Regions from separate parts of the Mus musculus genome. Here all the other regions are linked to region 1. Evidence: chromatin loops called from intact Hi-C (ENCODE). Cell type or tissue: left cerebral cortex. All regions are shown on one strand. Each heading gives the region's core, and the rest is flanking DNA. Links, peaks and the distances in the headings are about the cores only.

What was found. Hi-C counts contacts between places; a loop is a spot of excess contacts. Peaks named below come from ENCODE experiments on the same cell type or tissue, not always from the same donor. Only the 100,000 strongest peaks of a DNase experiment are listed, where the experiment ranks them.
Region 2: it touches region 1 in a loop (3-fold over the local background); 3 of 42 quality-filtered maps call a loop at or near these places.
Region 3: a loop joins it to region 1, with 3.0 times the contacts of the local background. A loop is called at or near these places in 4 of 42 quality-filtered maps.
Region 4: a loop joins it to region 1, with 2.7 times the contacts of the local background. A loop is called at or near these places in 7 of 42 quality-filtered maps.
Region 5: a loop joins it to region 1, with 7 times the contacts of the local background. A loop is called at or near these places in 9 of 42 quality-filtered maps.

The regions. Positions count from the first base shown.
Region 1 is chrX:20,917,798-20,924,181 of GRCm38, forward strand. Syn1 (synapsin I) reads right to left here and starts at 3,121. Exons shown (of 13, transcript NM_013680.4): 1 at 2,616-3,121. The coding sequence starts at 2,992. In left cerebral cortex, for the core only: a CTCF peak has its summit at 2,964; DNase peaks (open chromatin) are centred at 795, 3,233, 3,767 and 4,006; H3K4me3 peaks cover 3,072 bases; H3K27ac peaks cover 2,539 bases.
Region 2 is chrX:20,850,966-20,857,349 of GRCm38, forward strand. Araf (Araf proto-oncogene, serine/threonine kinase) reads left to right here. Exons shown (of 16, transcript NM_009703.2): 4 at 501-603; 5 at 693-847; 6 at 965-1,063; 7 at 2,353-2,494; 8 at 2,595-2,622; 9 at 2,712-2,851; 10 at 2,948-3,150. Among named protein-coding and RNA genes, the nearest start is that of Araf, 5.6 kb to the left of the region's middle. In left cerebral cortex, for the core only: no CTCF peak of the experiment used is centred there; a DNase peak (open chromatin) is centred at 3,092.
Region 3 is chrX:20,861,306-20,867,487 of GRCm38, forward strand. Syn1 (synapsin I) reads right to left here. Exons shown (of 13, transcript NM_013680.4): 6 at 4,541-4,603; 7 at 3,814-3,956; 8 at 3,650-3,724; 9 at 3,456-3,558; 10 at 2,279-2,425; 11 at 1,878-1,965; 12 at 1,194-1,785; 13 at 1-304. The coding sequence ends at 169. It overlaps Mir5617 (microRNA 5617), which reads right to left and starts at 1,877; the gene lies at 1,821-1,877. In left cerebral cortex, for the core only: no CTCF peak of the experiment used is centred there; a DNase peak (open chromatin) is centred at 2,592; H3K27ac peaks cover 1,297 bases.
Region 4 is chrX:20,844,190-20,850,573 of GRCm38, forward strand. It overlaps Araf (Araf proto-oncogene, serine/threonine kinase), which reads left to right and starts at 4,354. Exons shown (of 16, transcript NM_009703.2): 1 at 4,354-4,430; 2 at 5,738-5,893; 3 at 6,056-6,159. The coding sequence starts at 5,798. In left cerebral cortex, for the core only: no CTCF peak of the experiment used is centred there; DNase peaks (open chromatin) are centred at 3,240 and 4,292; H3K4me3 peaks cover 1,585 bases; H3K27ac peaks cover 1,923 bases.
Region 5 is chrX:20,825,769-20,832,152 of GRCm38, forward strand. It overlaps a transcript of Araf not described here. Among named protein-coding and RNA genes, the nearest start is that of Araf, 20 kb to the right of the region's middle. In left cerebral cortex, for the core only: a CTCF peak has its summit at 3,289 (motif pointing right); DNase peaks (open chromatin) are centred at 3,409 and 3,890; H3K27ac peaks cover 1,581 bases.

The DNA.
Region 1 (6,384 bases), core at 646-5,645:
AACAACAGCGCCCTAAAGGAATTTCTGAACTCTGCTCAATATATATTTTAAGGGTTGCTGGAGGAAAGGTGAAGAAGCCTGCTGTATTGATGAGAATGTGGTTATTTGAACAGAATACAGCTTGAGATTAATAAATACTTTCTGGATTAATGAGAGAGGGGAAGGACTGCTGGGGAGGTGACTACAAAGTGTGTGTGTGTAGGCAGGATCTAGTCAAAATATTGGAGAGAAGGGCTGGAGAGATGGCTCAGGGGCTAGGAACGCTGGGTGCTCTTCCAGAGGTCCCAAGTTCAATCCCCAGCGACAACATGGTGGCTCACAACCATCTGTAATGAGATCTGATGCCTTCTTCCGGTGTGTCTGAAGACAGCTACAGTGTACTCATATACATAAAATAAATAAATCTTAAAAAATAATGGGGAGAAATTGTACTTCAGGGGGTATGTTCTTCAAAGTATACAATATTTGCATATCAAATGCTTATGGGGATAAGTAGGAAAAGTTATAGGAAATTCAGCTAGTGATTAGGAGTAGAAGAAGGGGGAACTAAGGGAGGTTTCTTCCCAGGATAGAAAAGTGCTTAACAAATGCATCCCATATTCTGTCACATAGAAAGAATGCAACAACTATCTGTAGAATGGATTAAAGGGCTTAAACAGAAAGGATGGCATGGCAAGAGCTTCTGAGGGAGGGGTGACCAAGCCAGTAGGCAGATGGTACCCCGTAAGTGTTGACTGAAATCGATCTTTGGAGTGTGAGCTCTTAAGGCAATGGCAGGGACTTCCAGAGCCCTGGAAAGAGGAGACTGAGGGTGACTCATACAGCTGATGCTCAGTACGTGTTGACTGGCTTAAATAGACCAACGATATTTCGCTGCATGGACTTAAGGTTGGGAAGAGAGGATTCTCAGGGGTTACTAAAGGGGATGGGAAAGGGTAAATCTTATATACTGGGTCCTGGGTTAATGAAGGAAAGCCTTTAGAGGGCAGGCTTCACGGCTGGGGCAGGTTCTCCTAGGGATAATGAAAGGAGATGTACGTCCTATAAACAACAGGTACTGCATAGGTGCTGGCTACATTCACTGCAGGAAACTGTATCCGAGGAGCAAGCATAAACACACAAATCTCCATAAATGCTCATGGGGGTCACTGGAGGAAAGGGTCTTTGGAGGAAAGTTATCAGACTGGAGTACAGGGTGGATGAGAAATTAGTGTTCACTGAATTTATTCACAAATGACCTTTGATGAGGAAGGCTAGGAATTATTTGATAAATGCCCTCTTGGAGGAAAAGCCCCGAATGGAAAGGGGAAGGGAATGCAGAAACTTGATCTAGGCAAGCACAACTCTCCTTTTATCCAAGAAAGATGTTTGTGGAGAAGGCCTATGTAGACCAAGTGTTCCATAAATGCTCTAAAGAAGGGTGAAACAAAAAAGCCTTTGGCAAAAGTGACCCAAATGGTGCCCACAGCAACTGCTAGATGTTTGAGTATTGGATTAACTCTTATCACAGACCTTTGTGGAGAGGTCTTTGGCTGGGTCATGTAAAAGGTGCTCAGTATATGGTGATGGAAGCCCCTAAAGGACAAATCATTAGATAGAGGATTGGGAGTGGGGTATATAGCTGACATTCAACAGACACTTGCTGAAAGGAAAGGATCTTTTGACAAGGCTCTCATTTTAGGGAACTAATCAATATTGAATGGATCCACCAAAGACCTTTGGAAAAGTGTCTGGAGAACAGGAGATTCAGAAAGCACTCAATAAATGTCTTGTAGAGTCATTATAGGAAAAGGTCATTGAGGAGAGACTGGTAATGAGTCACACATAGAAAGCTTGAAAACCCTCACAGAATTCATGCTTGGAAAATGATTTGTTTGAGGCAGGTTTAGGAATAGTACATGTTAAGCATTTAATGCCTCTTAGATCCTTCAGAGAAAATGGGTCCCTTCAGAGCACGTACCTGGACTTGGCATTCAGTCAAGGTTCATAGGATCCATTAGAGTCAGAGCTTGTGATGAGAAAATGAGGTGGAATACACAACAGACACATTCAATCACTGCTTACAGACAAGTTTGAAAGGTCTTTGATGAGGGCTCTGGGGTGGGACATATAGCATCAATTGGATACACGTTCACAAGATCCATTAGAGAGATGGCCTTTGGGCAAGGGGTGAGGGTAACTGCGTGAATCAGGCTCTCAAAACATGCTCAAGGAAGTCCTTAGAGCCAAAGACTTCCAGGGAAGGGCTCTGCAGTGAGGTATAATGCAGGTGCTAATGCTTACAAGACTCATTAGGGAATGAGACCTTCCAGGCAAGAGCTGGACAGAGGAGGTAGGGCACATTTGGCCCTTGAAAGCTTTCTGCATATATTGAAGCCAAAAGCTTTTGGGAATGAGTAATAAGAAGAGGCAACAGATAATTGCTCCTTGTACCCATTTTAGTTTGGGGGAGGTAAAAGTGGGGCTTAAAGGGAGAGCTGAGCACAAATCATTAAAAGGAAGGAACTGGGCGAGGGGGCCAGATATCAGGCGCACAAGTGGCGCTCGATAATAGCTCATTCACTGTAGAAACATCTGGGTACCCAGGCCCTCGAGGAGGCGCAACAGCGGCTTACCAGTCGGTGTGCGGTTCGTCGATGACCAGCAGCACCCTGGCGGCGGCGCCCCCGCGGCCTGCGCCCCCAGAGCCACCGCCCACCTGCTCGCTGAAGGTGGCGGCTGCGGCTGCTGTGGTTTGCTTGACCGCGTTAGACAGCGACGAGAAGAAGCCGCCGCCCCCCGAGGACCCAGGACTAGGGGCTGCTGGAGAAGCCACTGGAGCAGCTGTGGAGGCCCTCTCGGCAGAGGCTGTCGCGGAGCCGGGCGTGGCCCCAGGGCTGGCGGCCGAGGGAGGCGGCGGGGGCGGTTGCGGGCGCTGCAGGTCTGTCATGTACCCATTCGGCAGATTGGCCATGAAGTTGCTGTCCGACAGGCGGCGCCGCAGGTAGTTCATGGTGGCGGCGTGGGGCAGGGGATCCAAGGGGCAGTGGGTCTGTGGGCCGCGGGGGCGGAGCGCGAGGGGCTCAGGAGCACGGCGGTGCTCTCTGGCACGACGCGACTCCTCTGCTGCCCGCTGCAGACTGAGGCAGCGCCGAGGCTCTGCCGCCGCAGAGCGTATGGTCGCGCCCGCACCTCCCTATCTTGCACCTCTCGTGGTGCGGTCCGACTGGACTCACGGCAGCATGGACGCGACCAAGGCGGCGAGGAAGGGGAGTTTGGGGAGGGCTAGTGAGTGACGTCAGTCAGCCTTTGGTGCTGGGGAGGTGGTGGTGCGCGCCGGCAGCGGAGGCGAAGGCTCTGACCGCGGTGCTGAATCCGACAGTGCGCATGCGCCGCGCCGCAACCTCTTCCCCTCCCCCTCTGATGGGGGCGGGGGATGCGCAATTTGGGGAGTGGGGGTGGGGTTCTTGTCCTGAGGGTCCGGACCTGTAGTAACGAAACTCCCTCCCACGATCCTACCCTGTTTACCAACCTCTTCCTATTCCTTAGGCTAACTTGCACTTACACACTCTTGCCCTTCCCAGATACTTGGGTTTCCAGTGTTGATTTTCACCTTTGAAGGCATTTTGGGGATAGAAGCACACTCAGAGGGGAACATAAATGTAGAAATTCTCCTTCCTGCAGTGTTCCCGGGGAGACATCTCCTATAACAACTCTGTCGGGCAAAGAAAAGAGCACGGGGGTGGCGTAAACATCACCAGACAGGCGGAGGTGGACACTTGGGTAGTTAACATATCCTTGCCCTTGGTGGTGAGAATCTGAAAGAACACATGGAATAACACAAATAGAAAAGGAAGGAAAGACAGAATATATATGTACATCACAGAACACACAGGCATCCAGGTATATATGTAGACACAGAAGCTCAGGGTAACACACATGAGCATATTGAGCACACATTACACATTCAGATAACACTTTGACTCACACCCAGAGAATCTCACACAAGTGCACACATCTAGGAAAAACACAGACTCCCAGATGAGCAAGGAAACTCTGGGTATGCAATGCAGAAGCATTTCCTGCAGCGCTAGCTCTGATGTGTTTTCAGCCTCCTCCACATGCACATATTTAGTCTACATGGCCTCATTCCTCTGCTCCGGACATAGCCCAAACCCAGTGTCATTAGTGTTCATGGATGTCTTCCTCTTTGCAGACAGGAAGCCACATAATACTTTCATGTGGAAAAATAAAGTAATTTTGGTGGTCTGAATAAGAAGGCTCATATATTTGAATGCTTAGTCACCAGGGACTGGTGCTGTTTGGAAAGATTAAAAGGATTAGAATGTGTGGCCTTGTTGGAGAAAGCACGTCACTGGGGTGGGTTTTGGGGGTTCAAAAGTCCATGCCAAGCCCAGAGCCAGCCAGCCAGCCAGCCAGCCAGCCAGTCAGTCTGTCTGTCTGTCTGTCTGTCTGTCTGTCTGTGTCTGTTGTCTGTGGATCAGCATATAGCTCTCAGCTATGGCTCCAGCATCAAGCCTGTGTCTGCCACAACACTCCTGATTATGGTAATAATTTACTCATCTCTGAAACTGTAAGAAAGCTCCCAATTAAATGTTTTTTTTTTTTTAATGAGAACTGCCTTGGTGATGGTACCTCTTCACAGCAATAGACCTAAAACAGTAATTCAGGCAGTAATAAGATGTAGAAGCCATTATGTCAACTTGTAAGAGTCTGGCTATAACAAAATTGCAAATGCATAGTTATTTGTTTAAATGTACCTTGGCTTATCCAACAATCTGATCTACAGATAATATTTCTACTTTGCAAATTAGGAATTAGGAGAATTTATGAACTTCAAATAATCTCCCAAGAATAATGTTTGCTGTGATTGGTATATGAGGCAGGAAGATGAAACAGCTAGTGCCAGTGTCTTCACAACAAACTGGAGTGAGATTTTAGTAAGGAATAGGGCCAAAATGATTGGGTACATCATTGACCCCAGTGAGCAATGACAGTGGAACAAGTGGCAGAAGTTTCTTGCCTGAAAGATTTTAGAATCACCTACTTATTCATTTCTTTTAAAACCAGATCTTGCTGTGCAGCCCAAGTTAGCCTGGTCTCAGCCCCTACATTAATGAGATTCCCGGTGTTCATTACCAACTCTGGCCACTTGCTCATTCCTTATTTATGAAATCAACAGTTTGTTAAACACAGCAATAATAGTGTGGTATCTGGAGTCACATAGCTTAGTTCAAGACCAGCCTCCACAATATGGTTGGGAAAGTGAGTTAATCTTTCTGAAAGTTTTTTTTTTTTAATCTTTAAATGAGGAAGGAGAGGCATAACCTCTGTGCTTTTGCAAGTGCTGTAGCCCCATCAGAAACCTGCCTGCTCATTTTGTCTCCAGAAACCATGCCTCCACTTCACCTTTTTCCATCCCTTTCTCCCTAGGTTCTTAGGGTTCCTAAGTTCAATATTTCCAAGCCATCCTCATAATTCCTCCTCTATCCTAGTGAGTTCCAGTCTCAGTAGAATTAGCCTTTGCTTGCCTAATCCTTCTTTCTTTCTTCTTTTTCTTTTTAAAGATTTATTTATTTATTAGATGTAAGTACACTGTAGCTATCTTCAGACGCACCAGAAGAGGGCATCCAATCTCATTACAGATGGTTGTGAGCCACTATATGGTTGCTGGGATTTGAACTCAGGACCTTCGGAAGAGCAGTCAGTGCTCTTTTAACTGCTGAGCCATCTCTCCAGCCCCCTAATCCTTCTTTCTTTGCAGGATACTCTCTGGCAATTCAAATAAGGAACTTCCTGCATATGGGTATTTCTTAATGTTTTAAACTATGTAACTATATTGCTGATTTAAGAAGAAAAGCATGGCCTCTGGTGACCTCTTTGGTGACTCAGAAGCAGATGCAGGTCTTCACACTGTTTTGGCTCCTCTGGGCCTGAATCAGGGCTCTGCACAACCACCCCGACTGTGGCAATTCCTGGGAAACATTTAGACTCCTAGTACTGTTAGCTTCCTAGTGCCATTATTTTCCCCAGGTGGCTTAGTTTCTAGAAATGAACTTTTGCAGATTGTCTTTTAAAGGAAGCTCCTCCCCTCCTTCTGGAGTATCTTAAATCTTCAAGGATAGACAAAGCTCCACACCAACTTCTACAGCAGGAGTAGGCATACAGAAGAGTCTAAGAATCACTTTCTTGTGTTTTGGTGAACGTACTTAAATATGCACTCCTGACACAAGTTCATGCAGGATTGTGCCTATGACACATACCTACCAATTCTACCTTAGTGTGAGCGAACATACACACATCCGTTATGGTTTTGTTATAGTTATAACCTTTTGTACCACACACATCCAATTCACCCGTAATTCTTGCACATCTCTGGAAGTC
Region 2 (6,384 bases), core at 467-5,466, 67 kb before region 1:
CTCTCACCACATGCTTAAGATCATGGATTAAATCTGGGAGTGGTGGGTATACCTGTTAGCCTAGCGCTTGGGCAATTCACCTAATTGCTTGAGCCTGTTTCCTCATGTGTAAAGTGGGAGTAAAAATAGTGACTAACTTTATTTTTTATTTGAAATGTTACCCTTTTTATGTGTATGAGTGTTTTGACTGCATGCGTGTGCACTGTGTGTGTTCCTCACGCCTATGGAGGCCAGAAGAAGGTTGAAGATCCCACCGGAGTTAAGGATGGTTATGAGCCACGGTGTGAGTGCTGGGAACTGAACCCAGGTCCTCTGAAAGAAAAGCAAGTATTCTTAACTGCTGAGCCATCATCTCTCCTGTCCAAAAGTGACTAACGTAGTGAGAATTAAACATGTGGGAGAGTGGTTCGTGGATGGGACTGAGAGGAACTTTGGGAACTTCCCTGTCTACTGTGGTCCCAGTGTATCATCGCTCTCATTCTCTCCCATACTTCTTGCAGAAGAAAGACAGTCACTGCCTGGGACACAGCCATTGCGCCTCTGGATGGTGAGGAGCTCATTGTGGAGGTCCTAGAAGATGTGCCACTGACCATGCACAATTTTGTAAGTCTAATGGGGATGGTGGGGGAGGCCACAGTGTGGACAGAGAGGGCCTTCAGTCGGGCCTGCACTTCCCTGCTTTGTGGCTGCAGGTACGGAAGACATTCTTCAGCCTGGCCTTCTGTGACTTCTGCCTTAAGTTTCTGTTCCATGGATTCCGCTGCCAGACCTGTGGCTACAAGTTCCACCAGCATTGTTCCTCCAAGGTCCCCACCGTCTGCGTTGACATGAGTACCAACCGCCGACAGTGAGCCCAGCCTGGGGTGGCTTGAGGGGTGGGGAGGACGGAAGCCCCAGCACGAGGGCTTACAGTCAGCCAAGCTATACTCACAGCCTTCTTGTTTTACACCTTTATGCCCTCAAGGTTCTACCACAGCATCCAGGATCTGTCTGGAGGCTCCAGGCAGCAGGAGGCTCCCTCAAATCTCTCTGTGAATGAGCTGCTAACCCCCCAGGGTCCCAGGTAGGGATGTCGTAGATGAAAGGCCAGGGGGCCAGTGAAAGAAGGATTGGAGGACCCTGAGAGATTATACTTTCGTTTATTTGTTTACGTGATAAATACTATTGAGTACCTACAAGTGTTGAATATGGGCATGGGATTGTGGGATCATTGGTAAGGCACCCAGTCACTCCAGGTTTCATTTTTTTCATCTGGGAAGAGGGGATGAGATTTTCCCTAGTGGGTTCTGAAGAGGATTAAGGGTTGAGATATTTGCAATGCTTAAAGCAAGATCTGATACAGAGTAAATAACAAGTGTTATTCATTACAAGTGTATATATAAAATCATCTAGTTTGTTCATTTCTTCCAGTATAACCACACCCCAGTCTTTTCTCTTTGAAATAAATGTTACTGTATCAGAAAGTACTTTTATTTCACTTATGTTGGATATGATAGCATATAGTTTTGCATAATATATAAAAAGTAAGGTTAATGTATTATTATTTGTAGTTATGAGTGTATGTGTGTTGATTTACCTGTGAATTTAATCTCAGGATGGTGAAAGTAACAGAAGAATGTTTTTCTGTAAGGTATAATTCATGGGAGGTGGAGGCAAGACGATCAATAGTTCAAGGCTACCCTCCACTAAGTAGCAAGTTCAAGGCCAGCCTGGGCTACATGAGACTGTCTTAAAACAGTAAAAAAGGTGTTTTGTAACGTGATATATGTATAATCGTTATATGATGTGTGTAATGTGTATTACATAATATAATATGTGTATTGAAAACGTTGCCATTTTAATATAGGTAATGCTCATTATTATAAAATAAATAATATATTTGAAAAATACATGTCATTATGATATGTAATAAAAAGTCATATCTTACCCTTTCTCCAACTATCTTTGTCCTTCATTGTTCCTTCTTTAGACCTTTCTCCCAATATTACCCTCTCTGAGAACCCACTCCTGACTCCCCCAGGGACACTTTCTACCTCCTTCATTTGATTTTCCTCTTTTTGTGCCTATCACTGACAGGCACATTATATATTTGCTTTTTTATTCTTCTGCCTCTGCTAAAAACTCTACAAGGGCAAGAGCTTTTTATTTATGGTATCCACAGTTTGATCTCCTCTGTTTCGAGTTGCATCTGGCACACAGGAGGCACTCAGTAAATGTTTCTTGGGCAGATGATTACTGGTCTGACCAACAGACATGTACTGTTTGAGTGAACGCACATTCAGGGTGGTGGAGTTGGGCTTTCTTTGCTTTTTAGTTCCTTCTGCAGCGATTTCATAGCCTTTTCTCTATTAGCCCCTTTACCCAGCAACGTGACCAGGAGCACTTCTCATTCCCTGCCCCTGCCAATCCCCCACTGCAGCGCATCCGCTCCACATCTACTCCTAACGTCCACATGGTCAGCACCACAGCTCCCATGGACTCCAGCCTCATGCAGGTGGGTGTCAAGGAGGTGACAGTGGGGAGCATGGAGCATTGCTTAGAGCCATTACTATTGCCATATCCTCACTTTGACTTCTGCTCCCACCTCCTTCCAGTTTACTGCTCAGAGCTTCAGCACCGATGGTGAGAGAACCCCCACCCCTTTCTGCACCCTGAGCTCTCTGCCCCACCACCCCACTTGCCTCCACTCACAGCATTCTGTACAACCACAGCTGCTGGTAGAGGTGGTGATGGAGCCCCTCGGGGTAGCCCTAGCCCAGCTAGTGTGTCTTCAGGGAGGAAGTCCCCACATTCCAAGTTACCTTCAGAACAGCGGGAGCGGAAGTCCTTGGCAGATGAAAAGAAAAAAGTGGTATGCCATAGGAAATCCTTGGGGGCCACCATAGCCTGAGTGCTATGACGGAGGGTTGTGGGTAGGCCCCTCTGATGCCACCCATCTGGCCCACAGAAGAACCTGGGGTACCGGGACTCAGGCTATTACTGGGAGGTGCCACCCAGTGAGGTACAGCTGTTGAAGAGGATCGGGACAGGCTCTTTTGGCACTGTGTTTCGGGGGCGTTGGCATGGCGATGTAGCTGTGAAAGTGCTCAAGGTGGCCCAACCTACCGCTGAGCAGGCCCAGGCCTTCAAGAATGAGATGCAGGTGCTCAGGTGAGGTTGCTGTGAATGTAAGTGGGACAGGATGGTGGCAGGCAGCATTTAGTGTTTGGGAAAAAGCCATGCTGGGGTACTTCCTGGGTGTGTACTCTATTTGTGCCATGTTGGAAGTATAATGAGGCTCAATTTCTCTCCAAGAGATGACCCTTTCTCCTCTGAGCAATGGGCTGCAGATGAGGACAATGATGATGGTCTTTCTTTGGATGAACATTGCTATTTGCTGGCTGGGAACTAGATCTAGCCATAGGACCTTCCCATGATTATTTAACACATGAAGATTTTATGTAATTCCAGCTCCAGGAGTGCTCATATCCGTCCTTCCTTTTGCTGAGTCACTGCTATTATACTCATTGTGTTGTGGGCTTGTTGTTAATCATAATTTTATACTTAAAATTTTCTTTGATGCAAACAACAATATTAATTATAGTCATATTCTATATTCCCGTTGTGTAGTTATTATAATTGATGTAATTAAGGTATGATCAACACTATTAATTCATTCACACTGAAAAAACCAGGGTGGCACCATTTTAGCCACTACAGTTACTATGTAGCATAGTACTTTGTGCCTTTATTTTATATAAGCAAGGTTGTATAGGGTGTGTGTGTGTGTGTGTAACCATATTAAGCACATGTAATACCACTGAGCTATACTCCCTGTTATCAGGAAGGTATAATTTCTGACAATCTGAGGATGCATATATGGGCTTCCCCCCTCTTATCAGATAAACACAATGGATGCCACAATAAGAAAACTTATTCTCAGCTCATCTCTGTAAAGTTTGATGATTTGAGTATGCACTAATTTGCATTCTATTTATCTACTGGCTTCCCACTATTAAGAATCTTTATGCTGCTGAGGTCACTTAGCACCAAGACTGACAACCTGAGTCCATTCAGTCCCTGGGACCTATATGGTAGAAAAGAACTGGCTCCTGAAAGTTGTCCTCTGTTCTCCACATGTACACTGTGGCACACATGCTCTATATACACAGATGATCACAGACAAAGGAATCTTCATATTTGCTGGGAAGATAGCTCCATCAGTAAAGTGCTTAATATGTTTGTGATTGAGTTTAGATTCCCATCACCCACATAAAAAGTAAAAAGCTGGGTGCAGTGGTGCACACCTGTAATCCTAGCACTGGGAAAGCAGAGACAAGAGTGGATTACTGGTGCTTAGCCAGTCTAGGCAGTTGGTGAGGTCTAGGTTTAGTTAGAGATTCGGTCTCCAAAAATGAGGTGGAGCCGGGCGTGGTGGTGCACACCTTTAATCCCAGCACTTGGGAGGCAGAGACAGGCGGATTTCTGAGTTCGAGGCCAGCCTGGTCTACAAAGTGAGTTCCAGGATAGCCAGGGCTACACAGAGAAACCCTGTCTCGAAAAACCAAAAAAAAAAAAAAAAAAAAAAAAAAAAAAAAAAAAACCCAAAGAGGTGGAACACAATCAAGGGAGATAGATAATCCAACATCAACCTCTGGCTTCTCCACCCATGCACATGCACAGTCATGTATGTGTGCCACATACAAAACAATGTGGAGAGTGATTGAAGAATACACCTGACATTGACCTCTGGTCTCCGTTTGTGTGCACAGATGTACATGTACACGCATACCTGTATATTGCCTCTGTCTTTGTCTGTCTCTGTTTCTCTCTTATACACACGCACACGCACACACACACACAAATCCCTGTGTTGAGAATGTTGGTGCATGCCTGTAATCTTAGTACTTGGGAGAAATCCCTGTGTTGAGAATGATGGTGCATGCCTGTAATCTTAGTACTTGGGAGGCTGAGGCAGAAGGAACAACAGTTTGAGACCAGAACTGGTGTGATAATGTAGTAAAGTGCTTATCATGTAAGCAAGAAGACCTATGTTTGATCTCTAGCACCCATGTAAAAGGCTGGGTGTGGCAGCACAGGCTTACAAGCTCAGCACTGGAGAAACACAGATAGGAAGATTCCAGAGGTTCATCAGTCTAGACTAATTGGCATGTCCCAGGTCCCAGTGAAAAATCTCCTGCCTCAAAACCAGTTTATAAAATAATGCATGAACAACTCGAGTAGGTCCTGAAAACAACATCCTAGGTTGACCTCTGGCCTCCACTTAAGTCTTCATACACACGTACTAACACATACATGTATACTTTCACACACAGAAATACATAGATTGTTCAAAAAATCTGGAGTATGTGATGAAACCTAGTCTCAAAAAAAAATTTTTTTTGTGGTAGTACACATGTCTATACTCTTAGCACTTGGTAGGCTGAGGATCAGGAATTTGAAGCCAGCCTGCGATACATTAAACCCTGTTTCAAAAACCAAAACTAGAGCTGGGCGTTGGTGGTGCACACCTTTAATCCCAGTACTCGGGAGGCAGAGGCAGGCGGATTTCTGAGTTTGAGGCCAGCCTGGTCTACAGAGTGAGTTCCAGGACAGCCAGGACTACACAGAGAAACCCTGTCTCGAAACAACAACAACAAAAACCAAACCCCAAAAAACCCCCTAGTCCTTGTGTGTAAGTATGTATCCTCAGTGGTAGAGCATGTGCTTAGCATATGAAAGGTTATGTTCCAGCTCAAGTATCAAAACAAGAAGGGAATGTCCTGGTGCTCTGTTGTCTTCTGTGATCTAAATATTATCCCTGTTGTTTGCATTTGCGTACTCAAACAGTGGTTAATACTTAAGAATGTGGTTTTCTCATAAACTATATTAAAGAGGTTTGCATGTGACAGTTTCCATGAAGTAGACTCAGGTACCCAGAAACAAACTGGAAGTTTCAGAATGTTTACTGTTTGTCCAGCTGTTTTAAGGACCGCTCAGACCATTTGTTCACCCTTTGTGACATCCTCAGAAAGCCGCTGCTGTAATGATAGCAGTTGTATGGTTTGGGAACAAGAGGACCAAAGTGGTTAGAAGTCCTCTTCAAGGTTGTACAATGAGTGACTGGTAAAGGTTTGGGTTGTAACATGGTTTCGGACTCTAGATTCTTTGCCTCTAAGCCTCTCAGTGATTAGTAAACTGTCATCCTCCCATGTCACACATGTCTCTATGTCTTGAGCCTCTCTCTCTCAGTATTGATAAAGAAGGTTGGCTTCCTACTTTGTCATCTGTAACATAGCCACTGCTAGGTATGGTGGCTAATGCCCATGATCCCAGAGCTTGCGAGGTTGGGTCAGAAGGATCACTGAGAGCTTGCGGCCTGCCCAGGCTACTTAGCTCCAGGCC
Region 3 (6,182 bases), core at 1-5,000, 57 kb before region 1:
ACTGGATTTAGGACCAGGTTTCTCAAGGGACATACTGAGGAATGAGAAGTGGGCTCTAGGAGAACCAGGAGAGGGGTTCTCAAGGGATTTGGAGGTTCCAAAAGTGAGAAATGGACTCAGGACCCAGAGAGGGCTGTCTAGGGGTTTAGGGGTTCTCAGAGTGGGATGTCAGTCGGAGAAGAGGCTGGCGAAAGACTTCCTCAGGCTGCGGATGGTCTCAGCTTTCACCTCGTCCTGGCTAAGGCTGGGCCTGGGAGGGGCTGGCTCTGGAAGGTTGAAGGCATTGGTCAGAGACTGGGATTTGCTAGAGAGAGACAAGGTGGAGGCATGGGAGGAAGGGGGAAGAGGAAGGGGAGGAAGGGAGAGAAACACAATGTTACCCTAGGCCCAGCCCCAGCCCTGCCCCTCTGATCCTGAGGCTGTGCCTGTGACCTTCCCACCCCCAAGCATGCCCCTGAACCCTGATGGATTCTCAAGGGTGATGAAGCTGAGACTGAGGCGAATGTGGGGTCAGCTGAGAGGACTTAGATATAAGATAAAGTGGTGTGGTTTAATGGGAAGATTCCTTGGTCAGTTTGATATGGAGGATGAAAGGAGGGGTTCCAGCAAGGAGCCTAGGAGGAGCCTGGGCTAGGGACAGTCTAGTATGAGGTAAGCCAGTCTGAGGGGGAACAGATGGGGTGGGGGTGGGGGCCAGGGAAAACTTTGGAGCTAAGGGCTAGGGGAATAGAATGGACAAGGAGAAGCAGAAAGGATGGTATGATCTGGGAGAGTTTGAAGTGGCAGGAGTATCTGGCAATGGACCAGAAAGGAGTCTTAGGGAAGGTTTGAGGAAAGGCTGAAAAGGGAAATGATGGAAGGCTTGCTGCAAATTGGCCTGAGGGAGTTCAGGGCTGTCTGGGAGGAGGGTGATAATAAGAGATCAGATGGACAGGGAAGTACTGGAAGTAGGTCAGCCAGGCTACTGGGATGGGCCAAAGGTCTGGAAGGGGGACTTTCCCAGGGCTTGTAGGGGAGGAATCTGAACTGGAAGTGGAGATGCTGGGATTCTCCCTCAACTGCTGGGATTGAGACAAAAGGGGTTTGGCCCAGGCAAAGGAGATCTGGTTTTCCTTGGGATCTGGGGATGCCCTACTGGGGACAGTGCACTCTGTGAGCAGCAAAGGCCAAGGCTGCTATAAAGGTCCCCTTACTTGAGCTGGGGGTGCGGGGGTCCCCCGGCAGCGGCGGTGATGGGTGGTGGCACATCCTGGCTGGGTTTCTGGGCCAGCTGTGGTTTGGCGGGACGTCCAGCAGGACCTGGGCCGCTGGGCCGGGGCTGCTGTGTGGTGGGAGGCCCAGTGCGAGGTCCGGGACCTGCCTGACTGGCCTGACGAGTGGGACCAGCAGGGCCTGGGGGTTTTTGGGGAGGGCCCTGGCGCTGCTGCCCTCCGGGTGGGGCTCCTGAGGCCTTCGTTGGAGCTGGACCAGAGATAGATGCCTGACGGGTAGCCTGCGGGGCCCCCGCCTGACGCTGTGGAGATGGGGAGGCTGGTGGGCGCGCTGCTGGAGGTGCTCCAGGGCCTCCTGCCACTGGCCGCGACTGGCGGCCTTGACCCTGGGTCACTGGTGTGGCCTGAGAGGCAGACTGCTGAGGTGCTGCGGTGGGACTTGGTAGGCGCTGAGGCAGAGGGCTGCCAGCTGGCGGTCCAAGGCCAGAAAGATGTTGCTGGCCTTGTGGGGGTGGGCGCTGCTGCAGCGGGGGTCCCTGGCGCTGAGGTCCTGGGCCTGGCTGTGGAGGGCCTCCTAGGAACAGAAAAAAAGAACAGCAAGTGAGAGTGAGTGAGAGCTGAGGCCGCCTGGGATGGTAGGAACCCAGAAGGCTTGCCCTCACTTACCCTGGGGTGGGGGTCGTTGTTGAGCAGGAGGACCTGCAGGCTGCTGGGAGGTCTGGCGGCCCAAGGTCAGGGCTCCTGGGGATGAAGACTGTGGCAGAAGAGTGGAATACAAGAGATTAAAAATAGTTACCGGAGAGTGGGAGCAACAGCCAATCAAAACGACATGGGTTCCCTGTGTGCTGGGTGTTGCCCCATTTGTGGCCAGTTGAGGGGATATGGAGCTATGAGGCCTCTCACCCCATATTTGGTCAGGAGACTCTTAAAGATGGCAAGGTAGCAGCAATTTAGTGAGGCCACAAGTGCATAAAGGTGACATTAATAGTCCATTGATACCACCTCTATGGCATCAGGTTGATGAAGGGCTGGCCTCCTTCCCACTAGCTCAAGACCAAGGGCCTGACCTGGCTGTGGGAGCCCCTGCCAGGGGAAGCATCCCGCTGCGGCTGCCGAGGCAGAGCCTGAGTCATCTTGTTGACCACAAGTTCCACGATGAGCTGCTTGTCTTCATCCTGGTGATCACCAATGAGTGGCATGGAGGAGCCCACCACCTATGGGAGGGAAAAGGATCCAGTATTAGGGGAGGCAGGAAGTGCATGTGAGGCCACAGTGTCAACAACATACTTTCACTTGGCAAAAAAACATGGTGACTGCAAAGAGAGCTCTGTCTGGCTTCTAAGTGGCGCTGATTGTGCACTGTAAGGAAAGCCTGCCAGTTCCAAGGCTCTGGACAGCTTTGTGGGTGGAGTGTTAGAGCTGGCTCTGCAATCAGTGTCTATGGGGGCAAATCTAGCTTGCTACATGTTTTTCTATGGCTCATGAGCTAAGATATGTTCTATATCTTTTTCTTCTTATTTTAAAGGAAGTAGAACCACAACCACCCAGCAAGCCTAAAAACCACCAGTCTAACCCTAAAATCATAGGCAGGATCCTGCCTCACCCTCCCAAGTTGCTAGGATTACAGGCATGTACCATAGTTTAGGCTACCCTCAAACTCTTCATTAGTGCTGGGATTACCGTTTCCCGCTGCACCCAGCCTCCGATGGCTTTCAGTGGTTGGGGAAAAAGGTTTCATGTGTGCAAAAGATATGAAATTTAAACTCAGTGTACTTAAAAGTTATAGACATAAACACATGAGTTGTATCCATATGCACAGCTGCACAAATCTTCCATCTTGTTTGTGGCTGCTTTTATGGGACTGAATCAGAGTGCCAAACTGCATGGCCCACAAAGCATAAAATATGTACTGTTGGTCCCAGCTTTCACTGGGTACTTTGTCTTTTACCGAGTGCTTTGTTGTGGTTTCTAGGACATTTTCAAGGTTAACTAAGTGCTTTGCCATTTACCAAGATATCTCTATTCACAGAGCACTTTATATCTTAGCAAGTGTTGCCCATTCACCAAAGATGCCCAAGTTTTTACCATTGTCATTTGCTAGGGATGTCCCAGCTCACACAATACTTTACAGTTCCACCACCCTTCCTGGAGGACTTTTGAGTCACAAAATGCTTTCCAGTTTAGCCCATCGTTTCTGTGCAGCCACTCTTCCCTCTGTGCCCACCAATCCCTGGGTGTTCCCACCTCAATAATGTGATCCCTTCCGTCCTTGCCATGCAGCGCTTCCACTGCGCAGATGTCAAGTCCCCCAAAAATCTCTGAGCACGTGTCTACCCACAACTTGTACCTGCCAAGACAAGGAGCAGGATAGCTTGTCATTGCTCTGCTCAGATGATTCTGTTCCATCCTTACTCCCACTCCTCAATTATGTGTCTCACCTGTCAGACATGGCAATCTGCTCAAGCATAGCAGAACCTGTATTGGTCTTCCAGTTACCCGACACTGATGTCCTCCTAGTGGGGGGGGGGGGAGAGGCTTAGTGGGACATGAGATGCACGAGGTAGCCCCTCCACACACACACAAGGCCCGCCTCTCTACTCACATGTAGGCCTTGTAGTTCTGCCCAATCTTCTGGACACGCACATCATATTTAGCATCAATGAAGGGCTCAGCAGTGGCATATGTCTTAGTCAGTGCCACAACACTTGCAATATCCTGGAAGTCATGTTGGTTGTCTACCTTGACCTGTGGGTGTAGGCATGGATGAAGGCAGGAGTGAGGGCTGAATGTATCTGGAGGAATGTGTAGACAAATACGAAGTAGATATGCCAAGGCACCCAAGCACACATAATTATGGGTAACCTATTTCATACATGTGCACACAAACATACAATTGCTTGTATACAACTCTGAATATGTTAAAGACCACTTTTTTGCAGTGCTGGGGACCAAACAGGGATGTTCACATGTTACACAAGCACTCTACCACTGTACTACATCCTCATCTCAAATTATCCATTTTAAACAGGGGAGTAGAATAAAATGTGGAATTACATTTCAATAGAGCTATTATATATATAATATATAAAATGCTTGGTACACTAGCATGGTAGCAGGACATATAAAATTGGCTGGTTGCATGAGAAATATATGGGCTGAAAAATCAGCGAAATATGAAAATACAAAAGCCAATTAGATGAAGACATCCCAGAATGCATCATCAAACAGAATTATTGTTATGTGTTGAGTACACAGATGCACATCTAACTACTTACAGTGCCAAGAACATGTACTATACAAACATGTACATATGACCTACTAGAACTTACCTTGCCCATCCCAGAATGTGCGTGGCCCATCTTCACAACCACAGGGTATGTTGTGCTGCTGAGCTGGTGAAAATGAAGGCAAAAGAGGCATGGTCAGAGCTGTTCTGCTGGTCTCCAAGAGCTGGTGACCCATAGAGTGTGAGCCACACCGGTTGACATTTTTTTCCCCAGAAAAAGGTTAGTCAAAGACAGGCAGAACAGCAGTCAATTGTTTCACAGCAGCTTTGAGTTCAGAACTGAATGCACCTCCTTGCCTGCTGGTCCACTCTCTAAACCTTAGGCTTTCCATATCTGATTTCCCATGCAGAGTCCTTAGATGAGGATGAGGGAACTTTCCAGAATAGAGAAAGTTTGTTTATTTATTTCATATATTCAGACACACCAGAAGAGGGCATCAGATCCCATTACAGATGGCTGTGAGCCACAATGTGGGAATTGAACTCAGGATCTCTGAAAGAGCAGTTATTGTTCTTAACCACTGAGCCATCTCTCCAGCCTGAGAAAGTTTGTTTTTGTATGAGTTAGTGTGTGTAAGACGGTGTGGTAGTTAGCATGCAGCAATGAGGCCTTCAGCCACACCTTACATATAAGCTTCATCTTTATGTACACACACACCTTTAGAATTCTATTCAAAGCCAGAGGTGTCCACATCTATTAAGAACTCCACATCCACTGAGAAAGACAACCAGAAACTTAAATCACATTTAGTTCTAGGGCTTCACAGAGATCCAGTGAGTCAGGTCATGTGGTCATAGCATGGGACAGCAGCCAATACTCCTAAGCAACGTGTATTCCACACTTTTTTTTAATTAAAGATTTATTTATTTATTATATGTAAGTACACTGTAGCTGTCCTCAGATACTCCAGAAGAGGGCATCAGATTTCGTTATGGATGGTTGTGAGCCACCATGTGGTTGCTGGGATTTGAACTCGGGACCTTCGGAAGAGCAGTCGGCGCTCTTAACCACTGAGCCATCTCGCCAGCCCCCCCCCCCATATTCCACACTCTTAAGACTCTTAGAGTTAACACATGAGCTACCTTGCCTTGCTCTCACCTACATAAAAGAAGGACATATAACAGAACTACTTATGCACTATAGAAGCACACACTACTCTCGAGGCAAACAATAAATGGACATATGCAGCAATCACTGGCATGCCCACAGCAAACAGAAGGATTAATACAACATACAGAAGGAGAATGCATTTCTAGGCATTCATATAACCAAATCGCTGTAACTCCGACCTCATCACATTTCTGGGTCCATGAAAAGTATATCTAGACATTCAACATGTTTTTTTTCCATATCTGTAATACAAGCATACAGAAAATCAGACACACAGATAATACATATTCAGGACACATATTCAGGCAAATATGTGTTAGGCAAAGATGTGTTAAGTCTCCCTGTGTCCCAGGCTAGGCAAAGAGTATGAGGACTCTAGCCCCACCATACCCCATGTGCAAATGTAGGGCCCCTGCCTCCTACTGACAGGGTAGAGATAGCATTCTTAGGCTCTGGGTCAGTGGCAGTTCCCAACAGGCACAGGAAGCCCCATAGTCTAAGGGTGACTGATTGACCTTCAGGTCTCTCCCTCCCTCTACAATCTCCTTCCTCATTTCCCAAATGAGTGACATCA
Region 4 (6,384 bases), core at 1,048-6,047, 73 kb before region 1:
CAAGAGGACCAAAAGTTCAAGGTTATTCTTAGGAAATGTGGAGTATCCTCCAGAGAAGACTACTCAGACATAGCTTTAAGGCAATAGAAAGTCTTTTTAGCCACCTTCAATTACACTGGATGTTTAGGATCCCAGTGCAGCATGGAGCCTTTCTCAAGGTGAGATTTTAAGCATGAAAACCATATCCTGGATTGACACACTTTAGTTAACAAGAACAGTTAGCCAGAAGTAGAACTACAGAAGCCAAAAAGCAAGGTTAGTACATTTAGAGACTATATTGACTTTGATGGATTGGGTGTTTGTTTTAGTTTTGGCAGATGGAACTGTCTAAGTGCTAAGTTTTACCCTGAATGGTACTTCCATCAGGGAGTCGAAAGGTCTAGGGGCCTACTAAGATCTGGGGCCCTGCTATAAAACTACAAAGAGAAACCTTGTTTCAAAAAAAGAAGGATGGAGGAGGAGAAGGAAGTAGTAGTTCTGGGACTGGATTGATGCTCACGAGTTAAAAGTAAGAAAGGCACCAAGGAGCACAAGAATAGAAAGGTCAACCAGGCGTGGTGGCGCACGCCTTTAAACCCAGCACGTGGGAGGCAGAGGCAGGTGGATTTCTGAGTTTGAGGCCGGTCTGGTCTACAGAGTGTGTTCCAGGACAGCCAGGGCTATACAGAGAAATCCTGTCTCAAAAAACAAAAACAAACAAACAAACAAACAAACAAACAAACAAACAACCCCACATCCCTTTCTTGATCTCCCAAGGTATTTTGGACCCTCTCACTGAGTTCCAGCAGCAGGTAATCAAGACATTATAATGTAATGGGCCTGCACTGGGAGATGGGGATTTGAGGGTCCAGAAATTTAATTTAAAAGAAAATTCTAAAAAAATAATCCATAGTTTTTTTGTTTTTTGTAAAAGAAAGATTGAGTGCAGAGAAGAGAGCAGTGGGGGCAGGAGCGATATAGCTCAGCAGTCAAGAGCACTTGCTGTTCTTCCAGTTTGGTTCTCAGTGCCTACATATGGTAGCTTACCTTTAGTTCCAATTCCAGGGGATTCAATGTCCCCTTCTGAACTCTGCAGGCACACACACACACACACAGAGTGGGAAGAAATAAAAAAAAATGTTTTTTTTTTAAGTGAGGACAAAGTGGGTCAGATACTATATAACTCATCCTGGGGCCTGGGGGAATGGCTCAGTAAAACACTTGCCATGCAGTCCTGAGGACCTGAAGATAAAAGCCAGCAGCAGCGTATGTCTGTGACCCCAGTGCTGAGAAGGTATAAATAGGCAGATCCCTGGAGGTCACTGGCCAGCCAGTCTAGCAAAAAGGGTGACTTTCAGATTTAATGACAGACACTCTCCAAAAAATACAGTGGAGATGAGTTGAAAGAGGCATACACCAGCTGATATGAGGCCCTCAACACACATACAGTAGAGGACTTCCAGGTCTGTGTTCATTCAGAGATGATACACCTAACCCTCGAGAGACTGCCCCAGGGAGTTTAGAGGTAAGGTGGTGGTGATGGTGGGGTTGGGGCATCCAAGTGGAGACAAGGGTGGGGTGGGGAGGAGGTGTGGGGTGTGGAACAGTCGGAGGGTGGATGGAGTGGGGCGGGTAATGGAATATGGAGTGTAAAAAAATAATTAAAAATAAAATTAAGAAAATATATAAGAAACAGGGGCATATCAAAAAAAAAGAGGCAACCTAGGCCAATCTTTGGCTTCCACACATACATGCACATGAACTTGCATGCACATGTGCATATATCCACACAAGTACATATATCAGCATCCACCGTTATCTTTTATATATGTGAATTCATGACACCTGTACATATATGTACATGTATATAAAACCAAGGGATCAATTTCCAGTATCCTTCAGGTGCCATCAACTTTGTTTACTATTATTACTAATATTATTATTTTGTACATGCACAATGGGGTACACAAGTGCTATAGTATATATGTGGAGGTTAAAAGACAATTTTGTGGAGTCAATTTTTCCTTTTGCCTTTTTGTGGGTTCCAGGGATCAAACTCAGGTTAGCTGGTCTGCAACACAAGCACCTTTAACCACTGAACCATCTTGCTAGATTTCATTCACCTTGATTGTTGAGACAGAGCCTCTTCATTGGCCTGGAGCTCATTGACTCAGCTAGACTTGCTGGCAGCCAGTCTCAGGGATCTTGCTGTTTCCTCCTCTCACTGGCATTACAAACACAGATCACCACACTTGGTTTATTTTTATGTGGAAAGTACCTGAAACACTTACTTTACCAACTTGAGCCGTCTCCCTAGAACCCAATAAGTCAGTTTGAAGAGCAGGAACTAATCCATTGCTGCAAGAACTAATCCAGTCTTGCACGGATGATGTCAATCCCCTGAAAGGCCCCACCTATCAGTATCCATGCACTGGCTACCAAAATTCCACCATGAATTTTGACAAGAACAGACCACATCCACACCATAGTAATATTCTCTTTACTCTTTCCCCAAATGGTAGCTAGTTTGATTTCTTTCACTATAAACTGGTTTTTCCTGGCTTAGAATTCCATTGAAAACTATAGTAATGAAAACTATAGTATTACTCTTTAGTTCCTGGTTTTTTTTCCTTCTTTTAAACTTAGGTCTAGGAAATTCATCTATGCTGTTCTATAGTTGTGATTGCTGAGTGTTCTATTATGTGACGTTGTCATAGTTCATGGTCTATTCTTTTGTTGGATACCAAGGCTGTTTCTAGTATTTTTTTGTTTTTAGTTTTTACATTTCCTAATATGAATAAAGCTAATCTGAATATGTGCATACATGTTTTAGTGTGGATATGTAATGGGCTGTGGTTGGCTCACCATAGCCAATTTAGGGCCTTTCTTAATTCTGGTTCAGTGATGTCATATTGGTAGTTTGAAACATCCACTGTAGGAATCTTTATACCACAACTGACAAATGTTACAAATTACAATTGTTTTCTTTTTGAAAAGCTGGTTGTTAACATTTACCAGCATACCATGTGGGTATATGTTTTCATTTCTCTAGAGTAAACACTTAGAAATGATGTTGTTGGATTCATGATTGATTGATTTTCAAATTATTTCTTGTCCTGTTTTTGCAAAGAACTTAAAGAAAGAAATCTTATCTTTTTATAGAACCAACAGACTCAGCCCATTACATACAGGTTCTCAAAATAACTACTAGCTCGTTTTGAAGTAAGAAAACGTGACGGTACCATTTGGGACACAGAGTTTCTCTTAAATTCATCTAGTAGTCAGGGTGGCCATCTGTTACTTAACTATATCCAAAGGAAAACCAAGACTCATATCTTAGAAGAAAGAAGGAACAACTTTGAGCTGGACACATAGAGGAAGTTTGCATCAGACAGGGAGATAGGGGTGTTGTTACATTTGAAAGAGATGGTTTCAAGGCCTTTAGGAAAATTTTCTGTGGTTGTAAAACTGGCAAGAGACTGCCATACTCTTTGGGGAGGGGCAGGGTGCTGAGAATTTAACTCAGGGCTTTGTGGTTCATTCTCTTGTTGAGCTACAACCCTAGAACTAAGCTTTTAAGGAAGATTTATCTATCTATCTATCTATCTATCTATCTCCAATAGACAGAGAAAATAAAAGTTTTCTGAAGGAAATGCTCCAAAAAAAGAATGTAGGTACATACACATGTGTGTGTCTGTGCCTTTTCTTATTCTGATGCCTGGGTAAATTCAGTTTAAGAATTATATTCATCCTAAAATATGTCCACAAATGGCTGCCACAGGATTGCATTCCAGAACAACACTCCCTTCTTCACCTAGCCAGCTGTGGTCTGTCTTTCAAATTCCTCAACCCCTTTCCTCCCTCCCTAGAGCCAGACCTCCAGCACGGATCCGCTAATTAGCAAAAGTTATGACTACAGTTTCTTAGAGCTGGTAAATACTGAACATCATTTAGTCTGAGTCCACCCTGTTTTAAAGACCATCAAATTAAGATATATGAATAGTCCTTTAAAATGTGCTTTACACTACTGGCCAAATTGCATTTAAGGGTTTCTCTTGCTCAGATCAGTCTTAAATGGCCAGAAAATACAAAACTGAAATGGAGTCGTGCCTCTGACACGCACACCAAAAAAAGACAAGCTTCTTTATTCTATAGCACGGTTAGGGTTAAAGTCCTTAAAACGCAGTAGTCGCCCTGACTGCGCCTGCGCGCCAATCAGGACAGGCGAATTTGCCCTAGAGACAGCCATTTGAGCCCACCCCTCCTAATCCGGAACACGACCCACATTCCGCTGGCCCTGTCTTGATGGGCATGATCATCCTCCAATAAGAATGGAGAGACGAGTCACAGCGAGCCAATAGCAAAAAGCCTAGGGACGGTGGCGGTGGACTGAGAGGAAACAAGAAGACAAGCCCAAGATGGAGGCGGTGGTGGTGGTAGCGGTGTGACAGGTGAGGGCAGGCCCGGTAGGGTTCGGGTTTTGGAGCGGCTGCGGGACCCGGGTATGAAGTCCAGACCGAAAGCTCAGCTCCAAGATGCTTCCGTCTGAATCTCAGCGTTCTCCCGCCCGGAACCAAAGGAGTGGTTTGACCAGGGCGAGACCGTCGTCATCGACCGTGGGAGTGGATGGAGGAGTCGGCCTGCAGGCTGCAGTGGTGGTTTCGCTTGCTGCGCGTGGCAGTGCACCTGCACAGAGCTTGAAGCCCTTGGGGAGGGCGGGACGGAGCCAAATTGGGTCTGGGGTCTGGGGCTTGGGTGCGAAATTCCAAGGTGAATTCTTAAACCCCTTAAAATGTCTAATGACGTTTCCTCACGACGTCCAGGAGATGCAGCTCTCTCCCATGGTTCCTTATTGCCCTTCATATTCTACGCCACCTAGGAAGATGTCTGACGATTACCTCATTATCCCTAGTTCACCCTAATCCCTTTCCATGATTTCACAGTGCGTTTACACCAGTAATCTGTTTGTGACCCCCAGTAGTTATCAGGTACAGTTTTTGGAAACCCTTCCCCCAACCTCACCTCCATCTTCTTCATCTGGATACCATTGTCTTCCTTTGCCTTTCCTCTTGATAGTGTTTTCTGATGAGCCATCATTGCCACTGCATTTGATTTAGTGTGTAATGTGGTCTGTTATCCAGCTGTTTTTCACAGTCTGTAGTGACTCTTATTACATCTCTCTTTAGTCTAGGGTATGGCGAACCTCTGTGGACTCTAGAGGGTCTGGTGACCTCTATTAGCTACCTGACAGTACCTTTGATTCTACCATTAGCCTTATAGCTTATGCTCTGGAATACCCACAGTGCCTTTTAAGGTCATTGGTACTGTCTTCATTTCCTTCAATCTAAAAACAAGGTCTGATGATCCTCCATTTTCCTGTCCCCTGTCTGTGTCTGATTACCCATTCTCTGAAGCTAAGACAGCCTGTTTATTTCCATTGTGTGCCTGAGACCTGTGATTTTTCAGTGCAGTACATAATGGCTTCCCCATTAATCTCTAGAGAGTCATGTGTTCTGCACTGTCCAGAACCGTGTGCACTGTCTCCTCACTGCAGTGAGTCTCAGATCTTGGTACTCAACTATGACATAAGCAATAGGAGATTCTCAGCAGAGAAGGGTTAGTATCATTGGGCTGGTTCATAAAAAGTGGGATTTAGGGAACAGTGGGAACTTGGAGATGGAATTTTATATGTCCTCTGCCACTCTGCTTTCAGGCTGTCATTACTAGACCTCTGAATTTCTCCTCTGTCCTCTGCTAGGAGGCCTATGGCAGCTGCCCAGTCCTACCTCAGCCCATCTTGAAAACAATCTTAGGCAACATGGAACCACCACGAGGCCCTCCTGTTAGTGGGGCTGAGCCATCTCGGGCAGTTGGCACTGTCAAAGTGTACCTGCCTAACAAGCAACGCACAGTGGTGAGTCACTCAGGCAGTACTGGCAGGGGTTCCAGATAGTCGTAGTGTGGGATCAGAAGGGTGGCGAGGGTTAGGGAATGAATGCTGCAGAGGGAAGGAATAATTGGCTAGGGTACCTATTGGATACTGAAGACCCCAATCTCTACACACACACACACACAGGTGACTGTCCGGGAAGGCATGAGTGTCTATGACTCTTTGGACAAGGCCCTGAAGGTGCGGGGTCTCAACCAGGACTGCTGTGTGGTCTACAGGCTCATCAAAGGGTAAGTATGGAAACCCCATGCCATTCACTGGGTCCCTACACACCTCCTTTCTTCAGTGCCATCTTATTCCTCCTCATTTGTCTTGGAGTCTTCCACTATCTGAGGTAACCCAGGTGACATCTTTCGTTTCCCTTCATTGACCATTGGAAGGTCTGCAATTCACTATGCACTCAGCCCTCAAGTCCTCAGTCTGTCACCTTCCAGAGTTCATCTGTTTTGTTCTTT
Region 5 (6,384 bases), core at 611-5,610, 92 kb before region 1:
CACTCTTAGCCATGGAGCCATCTCTGTAGTCTCTCTATTCATTCTTTCATCCCTCCCTCCCCCTCCCTCCCTCCCCTCCCCTCCCCCCCCCTCCCCTTCCCTTTCCTTCCTTCTTTCCTTCTTTCTTTAGAGGCAGAGTTTCACTCTGCAGTCTTGGCTGACCTGTAATTCACTATGTACACCAGCTTGGCCTCAAACTCATACAGAGACTTTGGCCCCGTTCCCCTTGGTTGCTAGGATTAAAGGTGGGCATCACCACTCCTGGCTTACTATTTATTTTAAATCAGAGTTGTATTATGTTGTTCAGACTAAGTCTCAAACTTCTGGTCCAAGCAACTGCAGTACTCTGTACTCTTCTATAGTGCTCCTTTAAATAAAAAAGATTTTATGTGTATGGGTGTTTTGCTTACATGTATGTTTTAAAATAATAACAGTTGTGTGTCTTTTGTCCAGGAACTGAATGATCAAGGTGAGGTAGAAACTCCAAATTGGGATTAAAAATTTATACAACAGTGCAGCGCTTTCAAAGGCCAGAAGGCATCAGATCCCCTGGAACTGGAGTTATAGATGGTTTTGAGCCACCATGTGGGTGCTGAGAATAGAAAGAATCTGCATCCTCTAGAAGAGCATTCAGTGCTCTTAACTGCTGAACCATCACTCTAGGCCTCTGTAATGTAATATTTAATGACATATTTATTACCAACCATTCTTTTGAGACAAGGTCTCGTGAATTATAGGCTGGCCTCAAACTAGCTAAGGCTGACCTTGAATTCCTGATTCTCTTCCTTCCATCTTCCAGATGATAGGGTTACAAGTATGAGCTACCAATCCCAGCTGTGTTACCGATATAAGTTAAAGGTAATGGAATCCTTTGGAACGTTGTAAGATGCCACACTATTTTGCCTTTTCTTTATTCAAGTAATGTCCTGAAATGGGTCTATTTTTGGTAATGATAGATTAAGTATTTATTCCATAGTCTTTTATGGGGCATCTTCCCACTTATAAAACAGAATTAGTCTAAGATTTTTGAACATTTTTTTCCATTAAGAGTTGTCATGGGGGCTGGCAAGATGGCTCAGTGGTTAAGAACGCCAACTGCTCTTCTGAAGGTCCTGAGTTCAAATCTCAGCGACCACATGGTGGCTCACAACCATCAGTAACGAAATCCGATGCCCTCTTCTGGAGTGTCTGAAGACAGCTACAGTGTACTTACATATAATAAATAAATCTTTGGGTTTTTGTTTGTTTGTTTGTTTGTTTGTTTGTTTTTCGAGACAGGGTTTCTCCATAAAGCCCTGCTGGCTGTCCTGGAACTCACTTTGTAGACTAGGCTGGCCTCAAACTCAGAAATCCACCTGCCTCTGCCTCCCAAGTGCTAGGATTAAAGACGTGAGCCACCACCGCCCAACAGTAAATCTTTAAAAAAAAAAAAAAAAAAAGAGTTGTCACTATGGTTGGAGACACACAGCTTTAGTGATAGAGGGATTTGTCTATAATTTCTGAGAGCCAGGGTTTTATTCCTCAGGATTCCAGCATCAAAACAGTTTTCTAAGCCGGGCATGGTGGCGCACGCCTTTAATCCCAGCACTCAGCAGGCAGAGGCAGGCGGATTTCTGAGTTCGAGGACAGCCTGGTCTACAAAGTGAATTCCAGGATAGCCAGGGCTACACAGAGAAACCCTGTCTCGAAAAACCAAAACCAACCAACCAAACAAAACAGTTTTCTACTAATTTCTTCCTGTGTTACTTCCCTAAGAAAGGCAAATAGCTTCCAAATGTTTCTAGGCTACTCTAGTAGCTTCTTGAAGGGGACAAACAGGAAAATATGGTATGTATTTTATTAGACCTCACACCAAAATAAAATTCCACCAATATAAAAGCTTTAATGCAAAACAAAACACCATGGAAATATAAAATTAAAATTAAAAAACAAGGGCAGAGCTTTGTATGGTGGTGTACATATGTTCAATTTACTATTGTGATATGTCTCTTAATGTATTTTCACCATTCACACATCTGTGTATTTTCAATATTGTTTTCTAAGCATTTCCATTTCTCTACATCTTTTAAGTATATTTTAAAGTGAGACTAGCAATCTTAGAAGAATAAAGGCAGGAAGATCCTGAGTTTGAGGCTAGGCTAGGCTACATAGTGAGGCGCACCCCCCATTTCAAAAAAGAGTAAAGGAAGAAAAAGAATTTTTTATGATTGAGAAATCAGCATTCATGAAAGAAACAATGAAATCCCTTAGCATTTGATTATTTGCTGTGCTTCTGAAGTTTCTGTTGGTCTTTTATTAAGACAGTTCTGTGTGTTTTACAGCGCTTCAGACCAAGCTCAGAATCATACATAGGAAGCAATTGCTGTGACACTGGGCTGTAGAATCAGGCTCTAAGAAAATTAAAAAAAAAGGAAATGAGATCGGGGAGCGCTCATTCTCTTACACGTTATTTTTATTCGCTTGGAAATAACACAACAGCATCTTTCTAAGTTAGCACATTCCTTTAAATGACGGTGTTTAATGAGTTTGTGGCTGTCTATGCAGAAATGTCTTTGATTACTACTCTTTTTTTAACTAATAACACACGTGAGGAGTGAAGAATCAGCCTTATATCGACACTAACAATTTCTAAATATCTGTATCAAAGGGTTTCAGACTCATAATCCAATTGCTTTTATAACATCCTCTGCTCCAACTATAGCTGGAGTCAAGGGGCTCTGAGAAGAAAACTGTCAGAACACTACCCAGGTAGATTTGAAGTCTGATATTTAAAGAACAAAGCAGAACTACAAATGTTTGGAGTAGCAGAGAGCTCAGTGGATAAAGATATCCAATATCAAGCCTGATCGACTGGGGGAAGGAGAGAACTGAGTCCCTGGGGATGTCCTCTGACCTCCACATGTGCCTGCTCCATGGTATGCATGCACACACATATGTACGATAAATAAACTAATTAATTAAAATACATATGTTTATTAATATTCTGAAAATAATAAAGTTAAGAATGTTAAAAACCACAGTTTTGCTTTTCAATATGATGATTTTTTAAAAAAATTATACTTTAGTTATCCATTAAAAAAAACAAACTTTAATTCAATAACACAAAAGAGAGGGGGAATGAGCTTTCTAATGTGGTTACCTAAATAAATTTTCTAAGCTGTTTCTAACTGGCATTTAAACTCAGATGGATACTTGGTTCTTTTTCTTTGGCTCTTAGAATTTTGTCCTTCACTATGGCTAATTTCTTTCCAGAAAATTCCCTAGATGGAATTTGGTGCATAGCCCAGCAGAGGGCCCCATTTCCATTTTCTGAGTGACACCCAGCATACACCAAACCACTGCGACAACAATCAGCAAATCAGCAGCGAGGACTGCTGTCCTCCTACATTCCACCTACGTGGCTGGGGCTATTGGGTTCCAGTTCCAGCTGCTGAGCTTAGGACAGATGGTGTCTGCAATTCCTTTCAGCCATGGAGGCGGAGATAGACGTGGTTTCTAAAAATAACTAGTGGTTCTGGAGGAGTCCTATTTTGTTAAAAGCATGCAAGTAGTTTTTGTTGCAGCTTTTATCCCTCTAAGATTCCTATCCTCGTTTTAAAATATACTTAAAAGATGTAGAGATATAGAAATGCTTAGAAAAACATATTGAAAAGACACAGATGTATAAGTGCTTGGTGAATGCACGTTGAGAAACATTTCACAATAGTAAATTGAACAAATTACAATTGAGTTTATTACAGCTTGTTTTTATTTTTGTTTTGTTTTGTCTTGTTTTGAGATAAGGTAGGTCCCAGGCTGGCTTAGAACTCATGACTCTCCTGCCTTAGCTTTCCAAGTGCTGGGATAAAAGGCATGAACCACCAACCCAGGCTCAGAAATGTGTGTGTGTGTGTGTGTGTTACAGTAGTAGAAAGCTGTCTCATAGATGGACCAGTGGGGACCCATCCAGTTGGCCTCTCTCTATTCCTTATCCACAGATGTAGGGCATCGCTGGAATGAGGACCCATGAGCTCCTATTAGCCAAGGCAAATTCTCAAATTTATGGCCAACTCCCATATAGAAAGACAGAAGTTTAGAGCACTATTTCCAGGTTTTGTGCCTTGCATTGAAGAAGAGGAAGGACTAGTTTTTATGGCTAGCCTTAGGAAAGCCAAGTAAGAGAAGGGGCAGGGGACAAGGTCAGAAAGGTCTTGCTTCAACTCAAAGTACAGAATACATCAATTCTCTATATAATTTGTGGCAGTGTGTTCTGAGCCTGTATCACTAAGGAGTTTCTTTCTTTCTTTTTTTTTTATTAGGTATTTTCCTCGTTTACATTTTCAATGCTATCCCAAAGGTCCCCCATACCCACCCCCCCAATCCCCTGCCCACCCACTCCCCCTTTTTGGCCCTGGCGTTCCCCTGTACTGGGGCATATAAAGTTTGCAAGTCCAATGGGCCTCTCTTTGCAGTGATGGCCGACTAGGCCATCTTCTGATACATATGCAGCTAAAGACAAGAGCTCTGAGGTACTGGTTAGTTCATATTGTTGTTCCACCTATAGGGTTGCAATTCCCTTTAGCTCCTTGGGTAATTTCTCTAGCTCCTCCATTAGGGGCCATGTGACCCATCCAATAGCTGACTGTGATCATCCACTTCTGTGTTTCTTCTTCAACAAAAGAAAACCCTGGCCAGGCGGTGGTGGCAGCACACACACACACCTTTAATCCCAGCACTCAGGAGGCAGAGGCAGGCGGATTTCTGAGTTCGAGGCCAGCCTTGTCTACAGAGTGAGTTCCAGGACAGCCAGGGCTACACAGAGAAACCCTGTCTCGAAAAAAAGAGAAAAGAAAAAAAGAAAACCCTGAAGCACAAACATTAAGTAATTAAGAGGTGACTCTAGTAGTGGCATGAATTTATAATCCCTGAACTGAGAGGTGGGACAAGGAAGATTGTGAGTTCAAAGCAATCACTGTCTCAAAAATGGGGTGATATATTTTACTATATTAAGATGCATTCTTCATAAAATTATACTGTAATTAGGTCTAAGAGATAAACCACAAAATGAAAGAAAATAAAAATAAAAATCCTCTTATTTACAATGTAAAAGTGCAAAACAGAATAAAAACTAAGGACGCAACAGGAAGCAGGCAGTATAGGAGCAGAACCCATAACCTAGGACATTTTAAAAATGACATATTATTGTCATTTGTTGTGCTTGCCTCCCTAGGCTTCATGTATTAAAATTAAATTTTCATCAAGAGAGTGGAAATTTAATCTGACTGCATTATTTAGAATTAAGGTTTTATTATTTTTAAATTGAAAATAGATTCTTATTCTCATACCCTATATCCTGTTTAATAAGATAAAACAAAGTACGCCACATGGAAGCTGGACCAGGCAACCCAACAGAAGTAAAAGAGACTGGGGAGCAGGAACAAGAATCAGAAGTCCACTCATTCACACACTCAGAAGTTCTATAAAAATACTAAGTGGAAAGCTACAGTATATATGCAGAGGACCTGGTGTAGACCTGTGAACGCTGTGTTTGCTGCTTCAGTCTCTGAGACTTCATATGAGCCTTGTTTACTTTTACAGACCTTGTTTTCCTGCTGCTCTCCATGCTTTCTTTCTGCCTCCTCTTCTGAAGGTTCCCCTGAACTCTGAAGAAAAGATTGGATGGAGACATCATCTCATTTACAGTTGTGTGTTCCAGGGATCTCTCCCTCCCTCCCCCTCCCCTCTGTGTGTGTGTGTGTGTGTGTGTGTGTGTGTGTGTGTCTGCACAAGCGGGAATGCATCTGTTTCGATCTGCTGCCAGAGGAAGCTTCTCTGATGATGGCTGATTAAGGCATATAGCAGAATATCATCAGGAGTCATTTTATTGACACCCCCCCCATTTTTTAGCAATATTATGTGGTTTTATCCCAGGTCTCTTGGCTATCTGGTCTCTAGTTCTTGGTCACCCAAGCAGTGCCAGGTATAAATTCCTTCCATGGAGTGGGCCTTAAGTCAAATTAGACATTTGTTGGGAACTTCCACAAGTTCTTTGCCACCATTGCCCTATCATATCTTGTATGCAGGACTGATTATAAGCTAGAGTTTTTTTGTAGCTGTGTTAGCATTTACATCTTTCTCTTGGTAGCTTGCAGAGTACCTTCTCACACCAAAGAGACTAGGACATAGGAGTGAATGCTTCATGTTGGCACCAGCTCTAATTTTCCATACAATAAGCTGTGTGGGTATTGTCCTCAGCAATGGGTCCCAGTTGTCAGCCTGGGTTGTTTAGAGATTTCCATGGGACCCTGTTGGCAAAGAACTCAACTGAATGCAGCTCAGCCTCAGTATTGGAAGCTTCCTTTTATGACAAGAGGTGGCCAGTTGCGACTTCATCTCCACGAATAT